Linked DNA regions of Homo sapiens: regions 2, 3 and 4 are each linked to region 1. A link is a loop called in an ENCODE intact Hi-C map of the cell type or tissue named here. Cell type or tissue: heart right ventricle. All regions are shown on one strand. Region 1 has its middle 220 kb from the start of HACE1. Region 2 has its middle 150 kb from the start of HACE1. Region 3 holds the start of LOC105377918 (a long non-coding RNA gene). Region 4 overlaps HACE1 (HECT domain and ankyrin repeat containing E3 ubiquitin protein ligase 1).

Region 1 (5,000 bases):
CACACCAACATGGCACATGTATATATATGTAACAAACCTGCACGTTGTGCACATGTACCCTAGAACTTAAAGTATAATAATAAAATATATATATATAAAGAAACTTGGCAAAAAAAAAAAAAGAATCACCATACTGTGTGTTTATTAGCTTTTTCACATGTTGGGAGAAGATAATGTAGCAGGAGATATAGATTGTTCGCCCTTTTCTTTCCTTCCTGTTTCCCACTCTTCTACTTCTCTTCTGGCTGTAATGCTGAGGCAGGTAGCAAATCCGCTACCTTCTGGGTCCTCTAGCCCTAATTCAAAGCTCATTTCTGTGACCTAGTTATTGGGTCTTGTTATGGTGAGGCTTTTGATTCTTGCCCTGATTGAATAGTTGCCCATGATTTAAAAAAAGAGGCAAAGGCACTGAAAAAAAAAAAAAACTGTGATGAAAAGGCCATTTTATAAACTTACCTGTTGCCAACATTTTATTTAATGAAACATGATCTGGTGGCTACACAAAGCACTTATTAATGATAATCAGCCAAACTCAGACTTATCCTGTGTTTCCTAGCTGGTCTCCTGGCCCCCTTCAAATCTTCTTCCACAGTCCACCAGGAAAAGCTACCAAATGATATGGAAAAACTATCATAAAGTTCAGAATAGTGGTTACTTTGGGGTAGGTGAGTGAGTGTGGGCAGTTGTAGAATTTGGGGAAGTCTTATGGGGACATCAGAGGCACTGGTAGATTTTTTAAAGTTGGGTGGTGTATTAGGCTGTTCTTGGGTTGCTATGAAGAAATACCTGAGACTGGGTAATTTATAAAGAAAAGAGGCTTAACTGATTCGTGGTTCTGCAGGCTGTCTAGGAAACATGGCTTCTGGTAAGGCTTCAGGAAGCTTTTACTTATGGCAGAAGGTGCGTTGGGAGCTTCTATGTCACATGGCGAAATCAGGAGCAAGAGAGGGTGGGAGGGGAGGTGCTGCACACCTTTAAATGACCAGATCTTGTGTGAACTCAGAGCGAGAGCTTTACTTGCACCAAGGGGATGGCCCAAGCCATTCATGAGGAATCTGTTCCCATGATCCAAATCCCTCCCACCAGGCCCCACCTCCAACGTTGGAGATTAAAATTCAGTATGAGATCTGGAGGGGAGAAACGTCCAAACTCTATCAGATAGTAAGTATACACATTCATTTTACTGGTACTTTTCTACATTTCACAAATATTATTTATATCTTTTACACATATTTTAAAATAAAAAATATTTTATAATTTAAAATTATGAAAATGATTTTAGAAATAATCCAGATTGCTTTTCTTCTTGGCTCTCTGAAGCCTCTGTTCACCAGCCTCTAGAAGTATGAATTTAAAAACTTCCTTATTAATCCACATATGCCTAGCATATGAGGCTCTACCCGTCAGTACTCTGGTTGCAAGTGACAGAAATCCAACTCAAATTATTTGAGCTCTCCGCCAACTCAAAGAAAAAAAGAAAAAAAGGAGAAATTGTTGACTTACATAACAAAGAAGGACAGGTGTGCAGTTAATTTTGGGTCTGGCCACACTCAGGAACTCAACAACGTTAGTTCTCTCTTTTTTTTCTCTCAGCTATGTTTCTCTTTGCATGCTGGCTTTGATTTCTCTTACTACAGATAACTTAATCCATCTGGCCAGGCAAGATAGTCACATGCAGCTCCAGCTCACATTGTTCTTATAACTCGGGGTCGTAGAAGTAAATAAAGGATCTTTCCTGATAGCCAGGGCTAGCAACATAAGTTGTGGGGTCCCATGTTCAAAAAGCAGGAAAAAAGTGTACTAAATATACTAAACTGGAAAGTTTTTTCTTTTCTCCTGTATTCTTTTAGTTTGTCATGGTGTTTAAAAAATTTCCCATTGAATATCTATGTAAAGAAAAATTAAAAATTTAAATTATGAACATGAATCTTACCATTTATATTGTGTGGTGCCAGTTTCCAATGCAAATATAAGAGCCTTTAATTCATATATGGAATCACTGAAGTTACACAATTTATATTTGGCATATGTATTTTGTTCTTACTAGAACAGTGGAAATGATTGCAAAACTAACTTAACTGTTTATGTTTCACTTCCTGATGCACTTACAGCTACCAGTGCTCTTCAGCTTACTGATGAGTAAGGAAGGACTGAAAGGGAAAGGAACTATGGGTGGCCCTATCTTTCTCTCTTCTGCTATGCCATGATTTTCAGTGAGCTTGTCTAATAAAGAGAAGTAACACAAGTGAGAAAAGGATATGATAAAGTTATTTGTAGTTGTTTCTTAAAACACCATTGCTTGTCTTCTGCATTGGAAGCAAGTTCTGGTTTGAATGGAAGACATGACCCTCTTGGGGCTGTCAGCACCACCATTTATTCAGTTTTAAATATAACATATTTATTTGCACTCACTTCACGTCTTGTGGTACTTCCATGCAAAGTGAGTCTACTGGACTGCTGTGCTCACAGGGTGTCATAAATGCTATATTGCAAGTGAGGTGTGTATTTCTTTGCTCATGTGCATTCCCTATTGTCCCATTGGACATCACTTACAAAACATAAGATCCAAGCTGAAATTATTGAGAATTTCAAAATGGCATCAGCTGAGCAGTGAACCAAGTGCAAGACTCTTGTAAGCACAGGGGCTTTGCAACTAACAGGTCACATGCATGAAGCTGGACCAGCTGATAATCCTGATGGGGATTCTGATTGTCCCAGTTTGGGTCATGCGTCTATGCGTGATCCTTTTATTTGATCTAAGTGTATATGGAGCACTCAGATTGGCCAGGCCTGGCTCACTTGCCCACAGCTGGAGCTGAAAGCAGGGTGTTATCAGCCTCCTCAACTAGGAGGAGTAGGGGAGTGCTTCCTCAAAAAAATTAACAATGGGCAGACAACATATGTTTACTGTCAGGGGCCTTACATCTGCCCCTTCCTGCCCTTCACTTTCATTTCCTGCCAGTATTTTAATCCTCAAACATTTCACATGATTGTTTCTAGGACTCTTTTTTGATTGTTCCTAAGATAACCGGGTTCTTGTATGACTGTGCTGTTGTACATGCTGTTCCTTCTTGGAACGTATTTCCTCATCTCCTGGAAGACTAACAATTCTTTGGCACTCAGTTCAAATTCAGTTCATCCCTGGGGTCTTCTCTGACTTCCTCAGGCATAATAGTTACTCAGATCTTAAATACTTACAGTTTTTTAATTTGTTTTTTTTTGAGTCACAGCAATTTATTGCTTCTATTTCAAAGTATCTGTTTTCTTGTCTACTCCCTGGACCACCCCCCACTCCCACCACCACTGGTCTCTGGGCTCCTTGAGAGCGGGAACTGCGTCTTATCCTTTTTAAAAATCAATGCCCAGGGTAAAGCAAATGCCTGTTACATAACAGGTACATGTCTGTTGAATAAAGAAATGAAAGGGTGTCATCAAATAGTGTTTTCAAGTTACTGTCTCTAACATTAATCCTGTATCCTAGATGAATCACATATTTAGAATATCATTGGGAGCATCAGATAATTTTCAGATTCTTCTTTCTCAAGCACTGGGCTGTCTTCTGATTAAACTGAAGTATTTCTTGGTTAAAACTCTGAGAGGAAACTAGTTAAATGTACAACTCAGAAAAGTAATTTTTGAATTCAAATAAATCTCCAAGAGTCTATTTCCTAAGATGAAGCATACTGTCTAAGGGTTGGTCCTTGGATACTAGATGAGACGTCAAGATGCGTACTCTCTGCAGACAGGCAGAGGAGGTTGTTTCCCACCTTGCCCACTAAGCAGATCAGCCTGGGCTTTCGGGAACTCAGCAGCTACACTGTCATGAATATGAGACCCGCCATATATCACTTTTTGTCTTGATGTTCTTTCTCATATAATATGCTTTTTTTTTGTATTAGTGCCATCTAGGGGGTGTGAGAAAACACATATGAACCTGTGTTTTCCTTGAGACCCTCTTTCCAGACACTGCATGGTTAGAAGCTCCAGTCCAGCACATGCCAACATGAAAGAACTGCTGCTCAAAATTCTGCCTTTGGAAAATGTTCTGCAGGGAAGGAGCAGCCATTGGAACTGTGGGGGCAATTTTCCTTATGTGAGAAACGGGGTTAAACTGAGAGTTTGGAAGATCTTCTGAAACTGACTATATAACTCCTGGGTTCTAATAGAAAGGATTAAAAAAATGGATCTAAGTTATGCAAGAAGAAAGAGGCAAAAAACAGAATGACATAATAAAAATCAACTGATTAGCCATAAGATAATGGTATATGTGTGAATTAGGCTGAAGAGTGAAAACATCAAAAAGAAATATGACAATTCAGAATTGAGGAAGGGAAGAAAAAATCTTTATTGTCACAGTATCTGTTCTGCTTAGCAAAATCTTGATCTATTTCTTTCTACTGTACTTTAGGTTTAATCTGTAAATCTTGGCTGCTTTCTGAGGAAATGAAACATACAGATCATTTTATACAGTTCTACTTAAAATATTGTTTTATCTGGATAAATCACACTACTAGCCATTATTTGCAGTTTGACATCACATTAAAGTGCAGAAAAAGCTCCACATTTTGAACTTATTTTTCAGTGCATCATAATGGTAAAAACAAGCTGATAAACCCTTAAATATAAACTAAACTAAATGGAGTTTATAATTAAAAGACTGCCGGAATTTTAAAAACATAAAAATCAAGCTGGTCTTGTCTCTGCTCCCATATCTCTAGTCCTGAATACTTTTTTTTTTGCTAGTTTATTGATTCATAAACTGTTCACTATCCATCATACCTATAGGAAAACTGTAAACCATGATTAATGCACCCTGTAAACATTCTATTTGATTGGTCAGGATGCTGTACCCTCATAGAAAAATTAATCACTTAAATCAATATCAAATTGAGATCTATGGTTAGGATATTTTAAAAGCCGCTGCCTCTAATCATTATTTGGTGATTTTTCTAGTCCTGAAAGAAGATGAATGTTGTATCAGCTAATGACATCTGATTCAG
Region 2 (5,000 bases), 66 kb before region 1:
GAATGAGGCCTTCCCAGCCTCCAGACCTGTGAGAAATAAATTTTTATTGTTTATAAATTACCCAGTCTATGGTATTTTATTATAGCAGCACAAATAGACTAAGGCATCTTCTATTCCATTCCCAGTTTGGTAAGTGGTTTTATCCAGAAGGGTTGTTGGACTTTGTTAGATACAATACTTTTACTGTGTCTATTGAAATGATCACGAGGTCTTTGTCATTTATTCTGTTTATATGGTTTATTACACTGATTTTTGTTTGTAAACAAACTTTGTTAACTTGCATTACTTGGATAAATCCCACTTGGTCATGGTGTATAATCCTTTTTATATGTTGCTGGGTAAGTTTGCTAGTATTTTATAGAAGATTTTCTAACTTATATTTACAAGGAACCTTGGCTTATAGTTTTCTTTTTTGTGATGCTTTTGCCTGGTTCTGGTATCACAATAATACTGGCCTCATAGAATGAGTTGGGAAGTGTTCCCTCTTGTTCTATTTTTTTTTTTAGAAAACTGCAAAGAATTGGTATTGTTTCAATGAGTGGTAGAATTCACTCAGAGAAGCTGTCTGGTCCTGAGATTTTCTTCATGGTAAATTTAAAATTAGTAACTTACGCTTTTTATCTGTTACAGATTTACTGAGATTTTCTATTTCTTCTTGAGTCTTGTTTTGTGTTTGCATTTTCTAGGAGTTTTTCCATTTCATCTAAGTTATCTAATTTATTGGTATATGGTTTTTCATAGTATTCCTTTGTAATGCTTTTTATTTCTGTAAGATTGATAGTGATCTTTCTTTTTTTCCTGATTTTGGTAATTTGAGTCTTTTTCTTTGTCAGTCTACACAAAATTACAGTAGTAATTTATCTATAGGACTTTTATGTGTAGAGTTTGCTTTAATACAGGAATTAAACAAAAATTCCTGAAGGCATTTCTTCTCATTTCTTGGTCTTCCCAGGATGTAACCTCCCCGTTTTCTCTCTACCATGCTCATAAGGATTGCTTACTCCTTCCTTTTATCCCCCAGTTATGCCATCCTCTTCTTTGTCCTTCAGGACACAATTTTGATCTCATATTCCAACATCTAATCAAATCAAGGGGTCCAGTGAAGTACATTTCAATGTCTGTGTGTGTTTCTTTGGTGTCTTTGCCCAATCTCGTGTAGCACTACTGACTCCAGCCTTTTTATTTTAAATTATCACAATTCAGAAATTCACTTTACTTCATAGACGTATTCTAAGTTTCATGCTTGGGAAGTCTATTTTGTTCATGCCATTTGAATTCAAAGTTTAACAACAAACTTGCTGCATCATATTTAGACACCCAGGATTTTGTTTCTGGAAGGATTTTAGAGATTATCCAGGATTAAGCAGCAGCCACTCAGTACCAGTCAGTTGTTGCCAGATGGGAATGAGAACCTACTGTGGCTGGATCTTCTCATTAAAACAAACAAACAAACATAAATCTGGATATTCGTGGGAAACCTCCAAATTTTTAAATGAAAGCAATGAATTAAAAACTCTTAAAACTGTGCTAACGTCAAGGACCCTGTTCTTTTAGTTTATTTGTATCCTGTTTTGTCCTCAGCACGCAATGGATTGGTAATGTTCTTGAAGAGTTTAGTTTAAGGAATTCTAGGAGATTATAGGTCTTGCTGTATCTTAAGAATGACATAAACAAAAAAAAGTTATTATCTTCCGCCCTTTAATATAAATATAGGCTATTTGGAACCAGATGGGTATTAAGAAGCTATGTGAGTGAACTTTCTTCCCTCCTTAAACTTTTACACTTGATTAACTAGTCATTTATGAAGTTGGATCTTCAAAGACACTTTATATTAGCCCTGGGAGTTGTCCCTTCTACTCAGCTAGAAATTGAAGTGATACTTTAAAATTAAGCATCTGTTCTCCTATTCAGCTCAAGCTTTAAGGATTGGTGTCTTCTGGAAGTGAGGTGTCCATAAAGAAGCATCCTGGGCAATTTGACATTCATAGAAAATGGCTTGGAAAACATGCCCATGGTGAGTCCAGCACCATTGTTCGAGGCAAAACTGTCAACATGTTTAAAGCCATCCTGGGAAATGACTAAAGACACGCACATTTTAAAAACTGAAAACGAGTGCTATTTGTTTTGGAGCTAGAGATAGAATACCCCTTTTGATCTTTTTCTTTTTCTCCCTGGCTGATCTCGGGATTTGATTTCTCTATTCAGAAAAAGAGCGTGGTTGAACATTTTGCTCCCTTAAGAGTTTCTGAGCCCTTAACAGCTGACTGGCATAGTCCATAGTTTCCTGATACCTTTCTTAAGATTTCCTTCCTGAGGAAACTGTGTCTCACAGAGGAGGAACGACGCCTCTGACCACATCCTGCTGTTCTTGTGTGTGGTTGAGCAGTTTTTATCAGATCTCAGGGAAAGGCAAGGTGAAGTCACCTCCTAACACTTCTCTTTTTTCCCTATAGACGTTTAGAACTAGAAGCCTTAGAGCTGGCACAACTGGATGTGTAAATATGTTTTGCCAAGTAAGGAGATCCATTTAAACAGGGACCATTTAATGGTGAAAATGAAAATCTTGAGCATTCAGCCTGGGAGATGACTGATGCTGGAGAATGCCAATAAATGTATAAAAATCTCTCTATTGAAAAATCAAAGTGCTTTTACATCCTTGTCTGTGACTTCTGTTTTTAATCCATTTAGGCAATGTTGATTTTTTCTCTCTTAATGAATAGCAATTGAGCTGTACATTTTACATACCAGTAAGTGACTACGAGATGCTTTTGAAAATTAGCCACCAGCAAGTACATTTCACATCTGAAGCAACATTTTGGCAGATGGACTCAGCTTAAAATTGGGACTGCCGTGAATAGTCCCAATTTCAGAATCAAGTTAATTCCATGTGGAACCCCACCAAACCTTTAGGCATTAAACGGAGCATGGTGTAAATCCTCGATGTGTACATTGCACTTGATGAGATGGCTGGCCATCCTAGTAAAAAGTGAGTCCAGAGGCTAGACATCTGGTGTGGTTGTTTTTGCAAAATACATTGTCACATTGCAGCATATAGAAAAATAATAATTGTCATTCTCTTTTGCCGCCATTCCTCCCAGGAGTGTGTTTTTGTCTGCTCTCCTGTCAAAATTATGTTAAACAGTAAAAATAAAAAATATGCTTCATAGTTTTCCAAACTTATCTTTCTCAGTTGGTTGCTCTTAAGGAATGTGACTTATGACCTCTACTTTTGGATGCTGCAGTTTCTTTCTTTCTCACGCATATAAGTAAGGTCTGCTCACAGGGTAAAGGAGGAGGATGTATGTTTTTCCAATGCCGACTTTCTTTTATTACCTGCTTGTATTTATATCAAAGAACATGTTGTATTTCCTCCTTTTCTGAAAGTCACTTACTCCACTTCATTTTGCTTTCCAGTTCTGGTTAATATTTATTATTTTGAAGTCTTAGTTTTATTTTCGTAAACGTTGAGATCTGTGACTTCAAATTATTATTCATTTACCCATTATAAATATCTTTTTTTTTTTTTTTGAGACAGTCTTGCTCTGTCACCCAGGCTGGAAGATAGTGGTGCAACCTTGGCTCACTGCAACCTCTGCCTCCCAGGTTCAAGTGATTCTTGTGCCTCAGACTCCCGAGTAGCTGGGATTACAGGTGTGCACCACCATGCCTGGGTAATTTTTGTATTTTTCGTAGAGACAGGGCTTTGCCATGTTGGTCTCGAACTCCTGGCCATGAGTGATCTGCCCACCTGGACCTCCCAAAGTGCTGGGACTACAAGCATGAGCCACCGCGCCCAGCCCATTATAAATATCTTTTAAGTGTTTAATTTACTGGAGTATCAAAATACTTAAATTGATGAAGCTAGTATGGCTTGTTTACCATGAATTCTAACTTTGAGATGTTCTGAAAGTGAAGTTAAGTAGAATGTAATGATTTGATCCATATATCTCACCTCTTCAGTCCAAGGGCTGTAGGTTAGAAGTTAGAATGGGAAAGGAGTAGAGGTGTTTTTTCGTCTCTCTTCTGTCTGGAAAACTAACCCTATCCTGTTGTACATTTGTCAAATCCTACTTGTCCTTCAAGCATCTTGATACACTGGTAGCATTAATCATGTATTATACAACTCCTTACACTGATGCACTATGAAAAGCTTCTTTCATGCAATGTTTCTTTAAATATAGGAAGTTTTAATGGACATTTGGGGCCATGCTTTCAATTACACTTTGAAGAGACTTTCCCCAAATTGCTACTGTCAAAGAGAACCCTATGTTAAAAAAGAGGGGACAGAGCAATTTATATCAATGAAAAAAATTTCTAAACTTTATTGCAATCACTGTATTGTTCACCAACAAAAAGGTAGACTGTATTTTGAAGGCTTCTACTAGAGACTGCGCTGCCACTTGGCTGAATTGCCGTGGCTTTACTGTGAGTGAATCTCTGCCCCTAAAATGAAATCTCTTCCTTAGTGTGGTTATAAGTTTTCATTCTTTCATAATAAATCTAGCCCAAAGACATTTCTTTACTGTAAATTTGCCTCCACAGAAGTGCTCATAAACAGTATCTGCCTCCATTACCTGTGGTAGACCCAAGTTTGACCATTTTGTAGAGTAAGCATATGCACTAAGAATCAATATGTGTTTTATTAGCACCAAGAGACTCATTGGATTGCTTTTTTTTCTTTTTACCTTTATGGGCAATTGCTATAAAAAGGTAAATTAAAAAGTTAACCATCTGCTACCTCACTTTTCATTTAAAATCTTTTATTTGATTACTCTTTCCAGGTAATCAATGCTTTCTATTTTGCTATTATGCTAGCTAGTGAATGAAGGTGGTTTTCACTTATAGCTTTTATTTATCTAACGGTATTGTCAGAGTCACAGTCTTTATGCGTCCTATTAGTAGTCTGGAAAATATTTCTTACTACATCGAAACAGAACAAAATTCAATTTAGAAATATAATTTCCTGCCATGGAGACACTTGATAACAGGGGGGAGATTAA
Region 3 (5,000 bases), 110 kb after region 1:
GTTGTTTCAAGATGTCACACCAGTGTCATGCTGGCCAGAGATGATCCTGACAACCATCCCTGCTCCAGGTGATATTAGGAGCGCCCCGGTCTATACTCTGGTTTACCTGTTTGTGTCTGACCCTCTCCAGCTCTCATCTGCTGACCACCAACTCTCCCCTTGCCTCCTGCATAACCTCCCTTTGCTTTATTTGTTTCTGAGATGACCATCCGCTTAACAGTGTCAGAGCTGACACTGATGTGGCCCAACCTCGCCCCCTATCGGATGTGGAAATTGAATTTCCTCTGGAGTGTTCTTGCCCAAGGTTGTACCATCTCTCCTATAACACAGCCTCAGTTATTTGAGAACCACAATGAGGCTCAGAACTCCGACTTTTGTGTTCACTAAGTATCTTCTCTCTCTGCGACGTGCCAGAACTGATGAGTGAGGGTTGGAGCTATGCTCTTCCTGTAAACTCTCCAAACTTTATTTGCCTAACTTCTGATGAAATGTTTGTATTTGAACCCTGCTGTGAAGATAGATATATACTTTAAAAGCCTATTGAAAAACACTGTGGAAAATCAAAATGTCCTGTGGAGAGAAGACACTTCTACTTCCATGAGAAAAGGAGGAAGCGTTGTGCAGAGCGGGTAGTGAGGGGTCTGTGGTTTTATCGACATCCTGACACGGATTGAGGGAAGTGCCAACATAGCTCTCCTAACTTCCCCCGGGAGGGCCCATCAATCGAAATGAGCTCTTGTGCATGTGATTCAGATGTCACTGAGTTTTCTGGTCTCATTCTTTTCTTGGAAGGAAGGAGGGCTCCAAAACTGGGGATAGGTTATCCGTGCTCTGAGTCTGAGAAGGGGATTTGGGGGAGGCTTAAGGTAGAAACAAAAGATCTCAGTTTTGCCATCCAAATCAACCCATGGCCAGATCAGATTTAGGGTAAGAAATCTATTTTTGTGCTTTGGACATTTCCCTCATCTAATTGTGTGTGTGTGTGTGTGAGAGAGAGAGAGAGAAAGAAAGAAAGAGAGAGAGAAAGAGAGAGAGTGTGTAAGCAAGCGCACCTTGGAAAAATTTGAATATTGCCAAGTACAGGGGGAAAGATTTTTTTCTTTTTAAACTTAGGTCAGATAACTAGGACACCAGAGTGCCCTGAAGGGTGGGGCTGGGGGGAGTAGCAGGCCTTCCTTAGTATCCTTGCACGGGAAGGGGTCTTGGGCATGTCTGGCTCTTTGGATGGTGCATTTTCACATTGTATTCATTTCCACAGGTTTGAGCTGTGCCTTTTTCGGCTTCAATCAGCAGAAATAGATTTTTTTTTCTTTTTTCTGGTGAATAGTTGACAATGTAGGGGAAGTCAAGTTTTATAGGCTTTACTCTGTATCTCCACACGTGCCTGTTTTTCCCATACAGGATACTTCAACTTATGAATAGGCTATGTTCCAGAAGTTTATTTTGGATCAGGTTTCTGAACCTGAACAGCATGTTAATGGGCTTCCAGGGGCTACTGAAGTTCCCGAGAGTGCGAGCAAAATTTTGCATGTTGTGTGCACAGTGCGTATTTTCTGGTGAGGAAATCCACAGCTGGTATTGAGTTCTGAAAGGAGGCTTTGATTCCCTGGTGTTAGAAACACTGGTAATCAGCTGTTTGGAGCTTTTAATGCATGATTCAGAAATGGACTCTGCCCCAAGAAGCTGAAAGCCTAGCGAGGGAGATAAGACACAAACATAAATAGCTCTAAAGGTTTGACAAAGTGTTCTGGACGTTTTGAGACAAAGGGATGACTTTGGGCATCAGGCAGCAAAACGGCTGCTTTTTTCAGAGAGAATCAGGTGTATGCATAAGACCGTATGAAGGGCGTGACTTTAAAGAAAAGGGGCCCATTCATACGTGAGACATTTACAAATTCGTTATTTGTAAACCTTTGCCTTGATTTGAAGATAGCCAAATGGTGTCTATGGCCACAAACACATTCTTTGCCAAATATAAACAACTTCAAAATAAAAAGCGATGCTGATTTTACTGTTTTCTCCTTTAGACCACATCAGTCTCATTTAAGAATACGTTAAAAGCAGACGTTGGATTTCACTTTTTGGCACTGTAACTGGACGTGCTATCATAAAGTCATATCTAGGCAATGAATGGAATGTTTTTCCTTTTTTTCAGTCACAGCACGCCTGGAAATTGGAAACAAAAGCAGAATGTCCCTGAGGTCCCCTTCTATTTATTCCTCCTGAGGTCCCCTTCTGTTTATTCCTCCTGTAGTCTAGCTTGAAGTGACATTCTCTGACCACTAGATGGCACTCCTGCATAGGCGAGCCGAGCCCGGACTTACCCGGTTTACTAAGGGCGGGGCTGCAGTCCCCCATGACTCCTGAAAGTGATGGCTGAGCCTGATAAATGAACTCACGGAGGCAGAAACTCAAATAGAGTTGTGTAAAAGAGACTTTCATGAAATCAAATCGATGATATTTGCGATGACAAAATGCAGGAACTGCTTGTCTGCTTTTCACATTTACATTTTTAAAAATTTGAGATGCTTCCGGCATGACTGTCGCTGGGCCCTAGGTACGATAGATAAATTAATATACACAAAAATGAATTCTCGCCTTCCTTCAAAACTGGCTGTTCTTTTACATTTCCGTTTTTCTTAGCGGGACCGCCTGTTTTCCAGGTTCCAGAGCTGAGTGTTTTCTGTGCTACATCTTTGATTTTTCTCTCTTCCTCTCCCCTATTGTACCATCACGTCCTGTAGTTTGTTTCTTTAAGGTATCCTCTGGGTCCCCTGTTTCCTCTTCCATTCCAGTGTCATAAAACCTCTGCAGTATTTAAAAGTATATAATACAATTATTTAAACGATCATAAAACCTCTGTGGCATTTAAAAGTACATAATACAATTATTTAAATGGTAAATAAAATTATTTAATAAAATTACTTAAATAGTAATTACATCAAGGTTAATTCAGTAGCCTTTTAGATGAACTTTAAAAATCATTTTCAGTAAGGAAAACTGTCACAGCCTCTAAAATATAGTTTATTCAATCATTTACTCATTGATTAATTTCATCTACTCCTTTAACAAATTTCATGAGCTCCTCTTCAGATACTGTTTTAGAGGCTGTGTCAGACTAGGAAGGATTCCTTAAAGATAATGGAAGTGGGTTACTACCCTCAAGGAGTTCCTGTGCCACTTCTGTACTCAAGAATATATGAGTCTGTAGGACCTCTGGGGAAGGGAGGAGTGACTTGTCATGTCGTGAGCTGCCTTGAATGGAGTGAAATTTTCCATTGTTGATCTGTCTATACTTGCTGTTTTGTGGCTAGCAAACTGATTTGCTGTAACCTTGTCTGCTTCTCCAACATCATAGGTAAACAATAAATATATGTGGAATGAATAAGTAAATAAAAAGACATGACTGCAAATTATTCCGTAATTTTCATCACGATAATCCCAAATAGTTTAATAATATGGAAACCTTGCAAAACATTAGTCTTTAAATATTTGTCGAAATTTCCTTAGATAGCTCTGATTATTTCCAAGAAAAAAAATTGAGAATAAAACAATAAACATCTATGTATGCTGCTTTTTCAAATTATAACATTTTGTCATATTTGCTTCAGTTATTAAATAATTTAGTTTGTATTTTGATCGGATTCTATGTGCATGGAAAGAACAAAATTGTTAAAAACATATAATTGGTATAATAAACAATACCACCTGAATCCCCCTTGTCATAATTTCTTGCTCGTCAGAGGCAACCCATTTCAAATATGTTGCTATTTGCTTATTGGACTTATAATGCTATTTACTGATTTTTTTAGTTTTGATTCTCTACTATGGAATATGAGGATATAGGTGTTTTCATCCCTCTACTACTATCTATAAAATACTTGGAACCTCCCAAATTATTAACTATTTGAAATTCACATTTAAGTGGGTGCCCTGTATTTTTATTTGCTAAATCTTATAACCATAATCCCTAACCATACACATGAATACTTCCTGCTGAAACCTTTAAATTTAGTTACATTTCACTTTCAGCTTAATCACTCTTTGATCGTCTATGTTCTGAGGATCATGCAAATGCTAATCATTGTTGAGCCAGGTAACATATAAAATATCACTCATTTTGCTTCCTATTTTTTGTTTTTGTTTTCTTGGATTGAAAATTGCTTGGTTTTAGGTTTGCTCAATTTTCTTTGTATTTACCTAATTTACACTAATTTATCTTCTAACTTCTCCCATTGTGTAATTCTCAACTCAATATATTATCCAATCATTTCACTTCTCTGGACCTGCTGTCCAGCCTGTGTCTTGGGTTTCTCCCGTCTCCTTCCTCCTAGGATCCTTGCCATTGCTTTGCTATGAGTGATCTTCTGTCTGTCTCTGGGGTCCCACGTGTTCCTCTATATTTGTTTACTCCTATATTTTGGTGGGAACTCCATGAGAAAGCTTACTACCTGGATGGTAAATGGATTGAGAGTTTGCATATGTGGAAATGAATTTGTTCCACATTCACTCCTGATTATCCTTTTGGTTAAGAATAGTATTATATGTTGGGATTTATTTTGAAGGCACTGTTATATTACTTTCTAACAATGTTGCCGTTGAGAAGTGAAATGCCATTTGAAATCGGCCTTTTTTTTGGTCCCAGGTGTTCTGAAATTTTACAGTTATGTGTTTGCCCTAGCATGGGCCAATGTCCATCTGTTGTTCTAGAATCTTGATGGATACCTCAGCCTCCAGAGAAAAATATTAGAAAAAAAATTCAAAATTAGTCAACCAATAAATAACATTCATAACAAATTTCCACCAGAACGTCAACTTTTCTGTTGTTACCTTGAAATAATCAAAGTATAGTTTTTTCTTATTATGTAATATTACGCAGAAGGTTGTTACTTAAAAAATATAGTACTGAGGTCATTCCTAATAAGTATCCCAAATATTTTTGGAATACAACTCATAGTTTTTCCTGTCACTGCACACCCTCCGATCCCACTGAAATTTAA
Region 4 (5,000 bases), 130 kb before region 1:
TATTAGCAAGCGACATAATTTTACCTTTTGAAACTTAAGATACTATAGTGTACAAAAAAAAGAGATTGAATTCTTGGAAATAAAGTCAGGAGTTGAGTTCTTACATATTCATACTTAGAAATTTTAAATTCTACCCTCTCATTTTACATGAAATGACACTAATCCTAAAGAGTTAATGGCAAAACTGGGGCCAAAACCCAAGCCTCCTAATTTCAAGTCTAATGTTCTTCATACTATATGCAAAATTAATTGTGTCGAGGAAGAACTTACTTGATTTTTAATGTAAGTCATGTTAAGCTCTAGAAGATTATAATAGTTAAACACTTAATTTTTAAACCTATATGATTTGCCAGTGAGTGAAAATATTTTTAGAATCTTTTTTTAGATTGTTCACCTTGTAGCATGTTTATTATTTTATTTTACACTGGAGGCCTACCCTCAATTAAGGGTAATGAAGTCATAGAATCTTTATTAAGCAATGATTGCCTTTGATAAGAGAACCATAAACATGATTCTTATCTGTGAATACTATATCTGGTGAGGTTTGTCACTCCTTTCAGATATATATGACAAAGTGGAAAGATCTAGTAACAATTGTATTCCAGTGCTTTGGGAGACTAAGGCAGGGGGATTGCTTGAGGCCAGGAGTTCGAGACAAGCCTGGGCAACATAGTGAGACCTCATCTCTATAAAAAATAAAAAAATTAGCCAGGCCTAGTTTTGTGTGGCTACAGTCCTAGCTATTCTGGAGGCTGAGGTGGGAGGATCACTTGAGCTCTGGAGGTTGAGGCTACAGTGAGCCAAGATGACATTACTGCCCTCTAGCCTGAGTGACAGAGCAAGATCCTATCACTTAAAAAAGAAAAAAAAATGTGTATGAGGTATATCTATATTTATGCTTGCATCTCCTAGCAGCACCCCCCCTTACTATGACATGATTTTTGTTTAGATTTTTAAAATATTATTAATTTTTTTGTATTTGTGTATTTTAATGAAATCTAGAAAGATGGAAAATATTGAATAAATAAGAATAAGTAAGAATATGCTCACATTGAGGATATACCCTTCATTGTGCATCTCACCAGAGGTGGGAATACTATTTTAATATTAAAGAGCTTGAAACTTTTGTTTCTCAGTTTAATACTATATATATTTACATTTTGTTTAATTGCTTGGTTGATTAGAGGCTAACTTTTTTAAGTAATTAGGAGTGTTAATAGCAGGGTCTTGATTATTAATGTTATACATTCTCAGCTTTCATTTTTTTTATATAAACATTTCTCACAATAAATTGAGCCTTTTTTTTCTAATGTTACCAGTATAGTAATTGTGTATCAAATTGTTGAGGTTTCAACATATAATGCTTATTTAATAAATAACCTGATTCATATAAAACTCTTAAAAATCTTTAGAAACACATCACATTTTACCTTGCTTAAAATTGTTAAGATATTCAGTTTACAAAATGTTACTTTAAAATTTTCAAACCCTGTTTCTTGGAAATACTATTGATTTTTGGTTTGTTCTTTTTTTTTGCTTATACATTCTGTTATGAACTTTTCTGTTACTTTAGAGTCAGCTTTTTACTTTATAGGTAGAAAGTTTTTTTGTCATGTTTAGAGTTCGACTTTATAATTTTGAACTATTGAAACTTAAATGACTTGCTAAACTTGTTAGAGGGCCTTTGTAAACTGATCTCCACATGGGGGAGTCCCTTATTCCCAAGTTTTATTAAAAGGCTTTGGTGATTATAAAGTGAAACCAAATAGATGAAAATACCTTTAATTTAAAAAGCAATATGTTAAATAAATACAAGCAATATAGGCAGATGTATATATATTAGTTCCACATTTGAAATATAATACTCTTAAATTAGTTAGATATGGCCTCTTTTGCTCATATTTTCAGTTCTAGCATTTAGAATTGAAGCTGTAGGGGTTTAAATGTTAGCATCACTTTTATAATATTAGTCATAAAGTTCATCCAGGCTTGGAGAAAAAAAAGAAGATAAGAGTAAGATGGGGCAGGTATCAGGGAATGGATGAAGTGGTATGGAAGTTGAATTATAGAGGTGAAGCATTAAGTGGTCGAGTAGGAGTAAGGATGGGAAGAAGGAAATGTTCTGGGCTTACAGGAAGGCACAGAGGTGACAGAGCATGCTTTGGGAAACCACAAGTAGATCAGAGTTGTGGAGCTTAGCTTAGATGGAAAAGTAAGCAAGTAGAAAAAGATGATGTGGGGAAGGGAGAAAGTGGCCAAATTCTGAAAGACTTTGCATCCACAAATAGTACTTTGAAAATTATTCTGAAGTCTGTGGAGATGATTGCAGATGTTAAAGAGGGAAATGACATGATCAAATTTCAGTTAAGAAAACAAAAAGAAACAACCAAACTCAGCTTGGAGTGTGAAAAATGGGTTGAAATGGGGCGGTACTAGAGTCAGGACAACTGAGAGGAGGCTGTGGCATTTTGGTTTGGGGAAGCATGCATGAAGAATTATGTAAGGCAAGTGGCAGTGAAGATGGAGAAAATGGAATAGCTTTTAAGCTTTTGAGGATAATAGAATTTATAGAACTTGGTAATTGGGAAGATGAGAAAGAGGAAGGACTCAAGGATAACTGCCACTGTTGTGGATTGGGCCACCTAATGTCTGATAGTGTTGCCATCATACTCTTCATCAACCTCATTATCATTAATTCTGTTTTTTAGTGATAATAATTACTACTTATTGAGTGCTTTGTGTTTCATGTATCTGAACCATGTTCTTTATGTTTCTCATTTCCTGTAACAGCCTCTTGAGATAGCTATTTCTCTTTATTTAGTGTGGAAACAGCCTTAATATTAAAACATTTGACATTTATTAGGTTTTTATAATGTGCTAGGCACTGTTTGATGTGCCTTATGGGTATTATACTTAACTCTGTGAGGTGGAGATACCCCTTTCTACAGGTGAGGAAACAGAAGCATATAGGAGCTAAGTAGCTTTCTCCATGCAGTCTGTAAATTTCAAGCCTGCTTGTGCAGGGGCCATCCAGTCTTCTCTGTATGGTTCCAATATTAGTATACGTGCTGCTGAGACAAGCACTTGAGCCTGCTTGTAACTACAACACTGCATTTCTTTAGACGTTAAATAACTGCCCGAGGGCACAAAACTTGTAACTGATGTTTTCTTATTTTAAATGGATGTCTATAAGACAGTGTAACTGCTAGGCTTCTCATTTACTAAGGCAGTGAATGTGAACAAAGTAGCAAATACAAATTTAGTATGTTTTAACGATTTCATTTTAATATGGTTTTATTGCTAGTCTTATATGATTAAATTTTTAGTGCTAGCTTTGCATGATTTATTTAACATACACATTTAATGCACATACAAGCACAAAATACAGACTTTTATCCATAGATTATTGACTTAAAGTGGATTCTTTATATGCATCTTTAGAAAAGTATACAGGTTGAGCATCCATAATTCAGAGTACCCCAGAGTCTGAAACTTTTCGAGTACTGACATGAAGCCATAAGTGGTAAATCCCATACCTGATCTCATATGACCAGGGGGCACTCAGAACACAAGCATACAACATACAGTTGTTTCAGCATCCCCAAAGGAAAAAAGACCCTCCCAGCCCCCTTCTGCTGCATATATATTTTTTCTTCAACACACCAAGATTCCATCATGCAAGCATGCCCACAAGGGTAATAAATGACATGTGCAGGACGCATATGCCAAGAGCAGGTTCCCCACTGTGCCCCACGTGGGGCCAAGGCCGATGTGCATTTGTGCATTACTCATGTCTTTTCTTTTCTTTTGCTTATTTTCTGCTCTGTGGTGCAGAGGTATTGTTGGGAATGTCAAAAAGGCCTGCAGATACCCCTGTGGGTAACAGTGACAGGGAAAAGAGGGAGCATTTGTCTTTATCCGTAGCACAGAAAGTCAAGCTGTTGGAGAAACTGGACAGCAATATAAATGTGAAATGTCCTACAGAAGAGTATGGTGTTGGAATGACCACACTATATAACTTGAAGAAACAAAAGAATAAACTGTTGACGTTCTGTGCCAAAACTGATGAAAAGAAGTTAATGAAAAATAGAATAACACTGCATAAAGCTAAAACTGAAGATCTCAATTGTGTATTTAAAGAGTGGATTTGTCAGCCTAACAGTGAACACTTGCCACTTAATGGTATGCCGATCATAAACAAGCAAAGATCTATCATAATGAAGTGAAAATTGAAGGGAACTCTGACTTTTCAACAGGCTGGTTGCAGAAATTTAAGAAGAGACATGATATTCATTTTTTAAAGATTTGTGGCAATAGAGCATCTGCTGATCACAAAACAGTGGTGAAATTCAGTGAGGAATTTGCCAAGGTCATTGCTGATGAAAATCTGATGCTAGAACAAGTCTATATTGCTGTTAAAATATCACTATTTTGTTGTTGTTGCCTCAGAAAGACACTGACTACAGCTGATGAGACAGCCCCTGTGGTAGGCTACCAAGGACAGAATAAATGTGCAGGGATGTCCTAGTGCAACAGGCAAGTGTAAGTGTAAATTTGCCATGATAGGCAAAAGCCTGTGTTCTCAATCTCTTCAAGGAGTGAATTTCTTACCAGTCCATTATTATGCTAGCAAAAAGGCATGGATCACCAGGGAAAATATTTTATACCAGTGGCTTGTGTTTACTGCATGGTGACTGCAAGACTTTGTTATTCCCTAACAACTGCTCTGCTCATCATCCAGCTGAAATTCTCATCAAAAATAATGTGTTTGCCATGTATTTTCCCTCAAATGTGACTTCATTAATTCAGCCATGTGACTGAATTAATCAGTCACATTAGATCAGTGAAGAATAAATATAACACTTTGTTGCATAGACTGCTAGCATCAGTGAACAGAATTGTAATTGTGGAAGGTTTTCAAAGGGAGTTTAATATGAAGGATGTTGTGTATGCTGTTGCCAGTGCTTGGAACACAGTGAGTAAAGACACAATTGTGCATG

What was found. A loop is a pair of places that touch in the nucleus more often than their neighbours do. Peaks named below come from ENCODE experiments on the same cell type or tissue, not always from the same donor. Only the 100,000 strongest peaks of a DNase experiment are listed, where the experiment ranks them.
Region 2: it touches region 1 in a loop (4-fold over the local background); 8 of 110 quality-filtered maps call a loop at or near these places.
Region 3: a loop joins it to region 1, with 5 times the contacts of the local background. A loop is called at or near these places in 5 of 110 quality-filtered maps.
Region 4: a loop joins it to region 1, with 4 times the contacts of the local background. A loop is called at or near these places in 5 of 110 quality-filtered maps.

Annotation. Positions count from the first base shown.
Region 1 is chr6:104,636,980-104,641,979 of GRCh38, reverse strand. No RefSeq gene overlaps it. Among named protein-coding and RNA genes, the nearest start is that of HACE1, 220 kb to the left of the region's middle. In heart right ventricle, no CTCF peak of the experiment used is centred here; a DNase peak (open chromatin) is centred at 2,790; H3K27ac peaks cover 2,029 bases.
Region 2 is chr6:104,702,633-104,707,632 of GRCh38, reverse strand. No RefSeq gene overlaps it. Among named protein-coding and RNA genes, the nearest start is that of HACE1, 150 kb to the left of the region's middle. In heart right ventricle, no CTCF peak of the experiment used is centred here; a DNase peak (open chromatin) is centred at 2,350; H3K27ac peaks cover 1,459 bases.
Region 3 is chr6:104,523,201-104,528,200 of GRCh38, reverse strand. It overlaps LOC105377918 (a long non-coding RNA gene), which reads left to right and starts at 729. Exons shown (of 5, transcript XR_001744272.2): 1 at 729-927. In heart right ventricle, CTCF peaks have their summits at 253 and 2,282 (motif pointing right); a DNase peak (open chromatin) is centred at 2,320; H3K4me3 peaks cover 750 bases.
Region 4 is chr6:104,764,906-104,769,905 of GRCh38, reverse strand. All of the region lies in intron 19 of HACE1 (HECT domain and ankyrin repeat containing E3 ubiquitin protein ligase 1), which reads left to right. It also overlaps the pseudogene RNU6-897P. Among named protein-coding and RNA genes, the nearest start is that of HACE1, 93 kb to the left of the region's middle. In heart right ventricle, no CTCF peak of the experiment used is centred here; no DNase peak of the experiment used is centred here.